Linked DNA regions of Mus musculus: region 1 is linked to region 2. A link is a loop called in an ENCODE intact Hi-C map of the cell type or tissue named here. Cell type or tissue: left cerebral cortex. All regions are shown on one strand.

What was found. A loop is a pair of places that touch in the nucleus more often than their neighbours do. Peaks named below come from ENCODE experiments on the same cell type or tissue, not always from the same donor. Only the 100,000 strongest peaks of a DNase experiment are listed, where the experiment ranks them.
Region 1: a loop joins it to region 2, with 6 times the contacts of the local background. A loop is called at or near these places in 11 of 42 quality-filtered maps.

Annotation. Positions count from the first base shown.
Region 1 is chr11:110,571,479-110,573,978 of GRCm38, reverse strand. No RefSeq gene overlaps it. Among named protein-coding and RNA genes, the nearest start is that of Gm46300, 21 kb to the right of the region's middle. In left cerebral cortex, a CTCF peak has its summit at 1,241; a DNase peak (open chromatin) is centred at 1,234.
Region 2 is chr11:111,063,773-111,066,272 of GRCm38, reverse strand. It overlaps Kcnj2 (potassium inwardly-rectifying channel, subfamily J, member 2), which reads right to left and starts at 109. Exons shown (of 2, transcript NM_008425.4): 1 at 1-109. In left cerebral cortex, CTCF peaks have their summits at 124 and 1,450; DNase peaks (open chromatin) are centred at 189, 1,010, 1,184 and 1,385; H3K4me3 peaks cover 1,637 bases; H3K27ac peaks cover 1,273 bases.

The DNA.
Region 1 (2,500 bases), 490 kb after region 2:
GGGATGTTAATGGGCTCAGTCTCGTAAGGGAGGCAGCCCATGTACTGAATAAATAAAGCTTCCTTTAATTAGTTTGTCTGTGATGATCCGGGTCAGTGGTCTTTCTCCTCACATCTTTAGGATTAACATAACCAGGAAAGTAGGCAGATCAAACAGATCTGCATGGCAGTTGCTCTGCTCCAAGAAGCTAAAGGGGTAAGGAGAGTAGCTCCATGACCTTTTATGGGCTGTTCGCATAGTGTCTGCCTTTGTTATGTTCACTGAAGGCGCAGGCTCTTTCAAGGGAATGACCCCTTGGTTAAATGAAGCCCAGTGGACTAGAGGATTCTAGTCTTGCCTGCCTCCTGTTGGTACCCTTCATAGATTAATCTCTGAATCCCCACCTCCAACCTCTTCTCTGTTCCCCCTCAGCATTATCTGCAATCGTTAGTATTTATTAAGTGTCTATATAATTATGACTTGATATGCCTTTTCCATAAAACACATTTCCTACACATTCACAAAACAGAATGTCATTTCTTCTGGCGCCTTGACTTAAGTGTGTTCGTCTTCTGTTAACAGGATTAGATTCTGTCCCAAGCTGAGGCTGACTCCGTGGGTGATGACTTAAGCAGATGACATGGCTGGAAGTTGCTCCTTCTATTGAACCTGCCTGACGGATGTGGCCCACACCACTGTCCCCTATTCTGCAGGTTGTCAGTGGTTGGTTCGACGTTCCTGTGTTCTCAGCTATAATGTTGGTCTTTCCACCGAGGCAGTTTTATTTCCTGACAGGCAGTATGGTTTATAAAAGCCAATGCTATTGGGAAAATATGCCAAATGCACAGGTTATGCGGTCGGTGGAAAACAGGCATTAATGGAAAAGGGACTAAAACCAAAGTCTCTTCCGAGTGCTATTTTGGAGCCTCTGGTTTTCCTGTGGAATTCCGAGTCAGTCGTGATTGCAAAACCAAAAGACCAAACAGAATATTAGAATTGCAAAGGACCAGGAGTCGTCGACTTTACAAATAGGTAAAGCCTACATCGTGCTTCGTGGGTTTTCGGTTTTAAGTCAGAAGACGCGAGTGGTGCTGGACAGTCTGGGGGTGATGAATTTGAATTTCTGTATTTTTTTCCTTTATTCAAATCTTCCTTCCCGTGTCTATAACCAGACTCCTTAGAAAGATTTCACGTTCATAGCCTTTGAACACATGTGCAGGCTTGCAGAGGCTGCTCATGTGCAGCCTGTGGTTGCCAGCGCCACCTAGCTTCCATATTTCCTCAAGTCAAACGTTTTAGAAAAATCCTAGGTAAGCCCTCATCAGAGTTCAGCACTCACCTCAGAGGTTCTGAATGGTGGAGGTTGAGAGAGAGTCAGAACAGCGAAACTGCTCCGAACCATTGCCTGAGGGAGAGGCACATCCTCTGACCCTGTGGAAGAAGGAAATAGGTAGGGTTGTCATTCTCTCAGGGCACTCCCTGCCTGCCTTTGTTTGACAGATCTTCTCACTCAGTGGCATTGGATAATATGCAGGAGAGTTGCTTCTGAAACTTAGCTACTAGGTTCTAAATCGGAATGAGTTCTAGGGGAGTCTGCATAAGGCTCACACTACCTGACTACCTCCCCATGAGGAAGCTCAAACGTGCCACTTACCATAAGATTATTTTGAGCTGGAAGCAATTGAGAGACAACTCTCGCCTCTCCCCATCTTCCTAATCATAGGGCATAAATTTCCCCTTATTAATATGTCTCCCTTGCACACAATGAGAAGACGAAAACAAGCCTATCATAGAGGCAAGGGATACTCTTGATAACTTTGCCCAGTTGTTCCATACTCTGTAGCTTTGCTCTCCGGAGTTTCAGTTACCCACAGTCAACGCATTAAATAGAAGAGTTCAGAAATAATTGATTCATAACCTTCGGCCTTGTCTCTGTTAGCCTTCTGCCACTGCTAAACTAGCTGCGATAAATAACTTCAAAGGGATGCTTATATTGGCTTGTGACTTTAGAGGTTTGGGACTATCGTTAGTTGTTCCACTATCTCTGGGTCTGTGGTAAGACATAAGAGCAAGGCAGGGAGTGAAGTTAATCACTTTGTGGTATCTAGGAAGGAGGTGGAAGTGAACCAGAGATATGGTATAGACACTCCAAAAATACACTCTCAAGGCTCCATCTCTGAATATACAAGCCAAAAAATTATGATCTCCTTAATGGGCTGATTCATAGAGCCACCGTGATCTAATCGCCCACTAAATCCCATCTCTGAGCGTGGTGGAACAGGAAATCAAGTTTTCAACACTCAAGTCTTAGGGAGACATTTCATATGCACACCATAGCACATACTATTTGGATTATGTAAACAGATCCCCTATCATCTGTTCTGTACAGCCGAAGATGTGACTCTCCCCTTGTTCAAGGTACCCATACTGTGCACACTTATGTGTATGCTGGGGACTCAGTAGCTGCCACTGCTATGCAGTCAGCTGGAATGACCGTGCATTGATGTTTGTTTGTTTGTTT
Region 2 (2,500 bases):
ATCCAGTGGTTTTTGTGAAAGAGAATGAGCCGAAGCAAGTGAGAATTCCCAAGACACTGCTTGCCGGTGCTGGGAAGGCTGCGCGCTGGCCAGGGCTCCAGTGCGCTCTGCGATAGCCTGGAGGCGGTCCTTGTGATAACCGGCCTTGTTGGCTCCGCCCTCTGCCCACTGTTGGCCAATCGGAGCGCACGTGGCTGCGCTTCCCCCGCCCCGGGAACCGCCATCAGGAGGAGGAGGAGGAGGATCTCTACACCCGCGGACCCTGGCTCTGCCAGCCTCGGAACCTGCTGTGGCTTCCTCTACCTCCTCCAGCTGCCTAGCCTGGTCTGAGAGTCCAGCTCTGGGCTGAGGAGGAGGAAGTCGCGGCCCAGAGGGTACAGCAACAGGTGGGAAGCTCAGCCTCCATGCGGCTGCCTAATTGCAGCCTGGCCTTGGGCAAAGCTTCCTACTGGGTTCTGTGAGACCCACACTTCCCGGTTTCTTTCCACAGTGGAGGCCGGCTGTACGTGTTCCTGTATAAGGGCCCGAGAGGTGTCAGTGCCTGGGAAAGACGTCTACAGCAGGGAGGGAATAAATAACCACTGGGGTGCGTCTCCCTCCAGCCCTTTTCCAGCCTGTAGACTGTGGAAACCCACAGAGCACTCAACTGCAGCTTGCGGATAATCCTTAAATTAAACCTGGAAAGGGTCCCGGGACCCGCACTCAATACCCTGCAAAATTTAGATGTGCTAGCGATTGCTTGTCTGACTGGGCCGTTTCTCCTCGCAAATGATGGTGAATTACTTACAAAAAAAAAAAAAAGAAAAAAAATGCGCCTAGACTTCTCTGGGATGTGTGGGGGAAGGGAGGGAGCCGCTGGTTCCTTTCGCCTTGTCCGCCCTCGCCCTCGATCTTTCTCTCCACCACCGCCCGGCAAGCTCTGCTCATGTAAAACCAGAACAATTAGAGAGTAATGAATTCTCTGGAACAGCAACTCCTACAGACTCTCAGCTCTGCCCTCGCTCCAGCGCCTCCCCGTCCTCCTTCCCAGCAACCAGGCAAGAGTACTGCAGACCTTCAAAAACCAGCCTCGGTTAGCACCTGCATCCTGACAATTTATAAATGAATTCTCCACTGAGTGTGTAAAGCAGGTGCATGTTATCTCTGAGTACATTGGTATCGTAGCGAAGCTTTGCTTTTAAAATGACATGATGCGTTTAGGAGTCTTTTATCTTCCACGGAGTTTTGCAGTCCGGTTTAATGAATATGCTTCAAGCACCCCAAAGCATCTGCCTACCTTTAACTTAAGCCCGTAAAGACTGCCTTGAGTCACCAAACAACCTCTACAAAATATTTCGCGTTCTAGGTGGTAGGAGCAGGGCACACTTTTATGTGTACGAGTGTTGAAAGGAGCCGTTCTGAGCTGCTGAGTGGATACCCACCTCCTAGTCCCACATCCGCACTTGGCCCCTAGGAGGTGCTGGTGAAATGTGCATAGATTTTCATTTTACCTTAAGAAGCCTGCCTCTTTTCCTAGCATGAGCAATACACTTAAGAGGGTGCAGAATGGATCATGAAAGCCCTGGGACTCTTTTGATATCCAAATGGCATTTCATTTGCTGAGGCTGAATCCCCATCAAGCCCCAATACTGAGGGTTGCCATTTAAGCCCTTGTATAATGGGATATTTTTTCCCACAAGGAAAGTCTTCTTTATCATATATTAAGTCATATATTATTTATAAATAGCTTGGGTTAAATCTGCAAAGATGACTATATTAGAACCCAGGTTGTAGCCTGAAGCGAAATGAATCCAGAGACGGAAAACGTTAACTCTTCCTTGACCAAGGCATAGAAAAGGAGTTAACAGCTCATTGATTTTTTTTTCTTCCTTTCTTTCTTCTGTGTTGTGACTCACTGCCTAAGTAGATGGTGAAGAGTTTTCCAAACTATAGGAACACCCCCACCCCTGCCCCCACAGGTTAGGATCTCTGTTAGAAATAGCCCAGCTACCCAGAGAAAGGAAGTATTTTCTAGTTTACAGTTGTTTTACTTAAATAGTTCACTCTTAGTAAAATGAATAAGCACCAGGCCAAGACAGCTTCATAGAGCGGGAAGATCATTAAAGAAATGAACACAATATCCTATGGTTTTGTTTGGTTGTGTAAGTTTTGCTGTAGAGGTAGATAAAGTAATAACTCTAGTCTTTCTGTTTACCACAGACTTTACTCTTAGCCCTCTCCTTGTGACAGGCCACAAGGCAGGTATCTTGAAGGAAAAAGTTCAGGAAAATTAGATTTTTACAGCAGCTTTCCAGTCTGAATAGAAGATTTCCCTTCATTGTTAGTTAAACAAACATGAAGGATTTTAATTTTGACTAAAACATTTTCAGCATTTGATAGATAGACTTGCCTAGCTTCCCTGCATTTAAAAAAAGAAAAAGAACGTAACATTTTAATTAATAAATGGCTTTTCACTTTCTTCCCTATTTGGAAATCTCTACTCTGCCAAAGCATCAGGGTT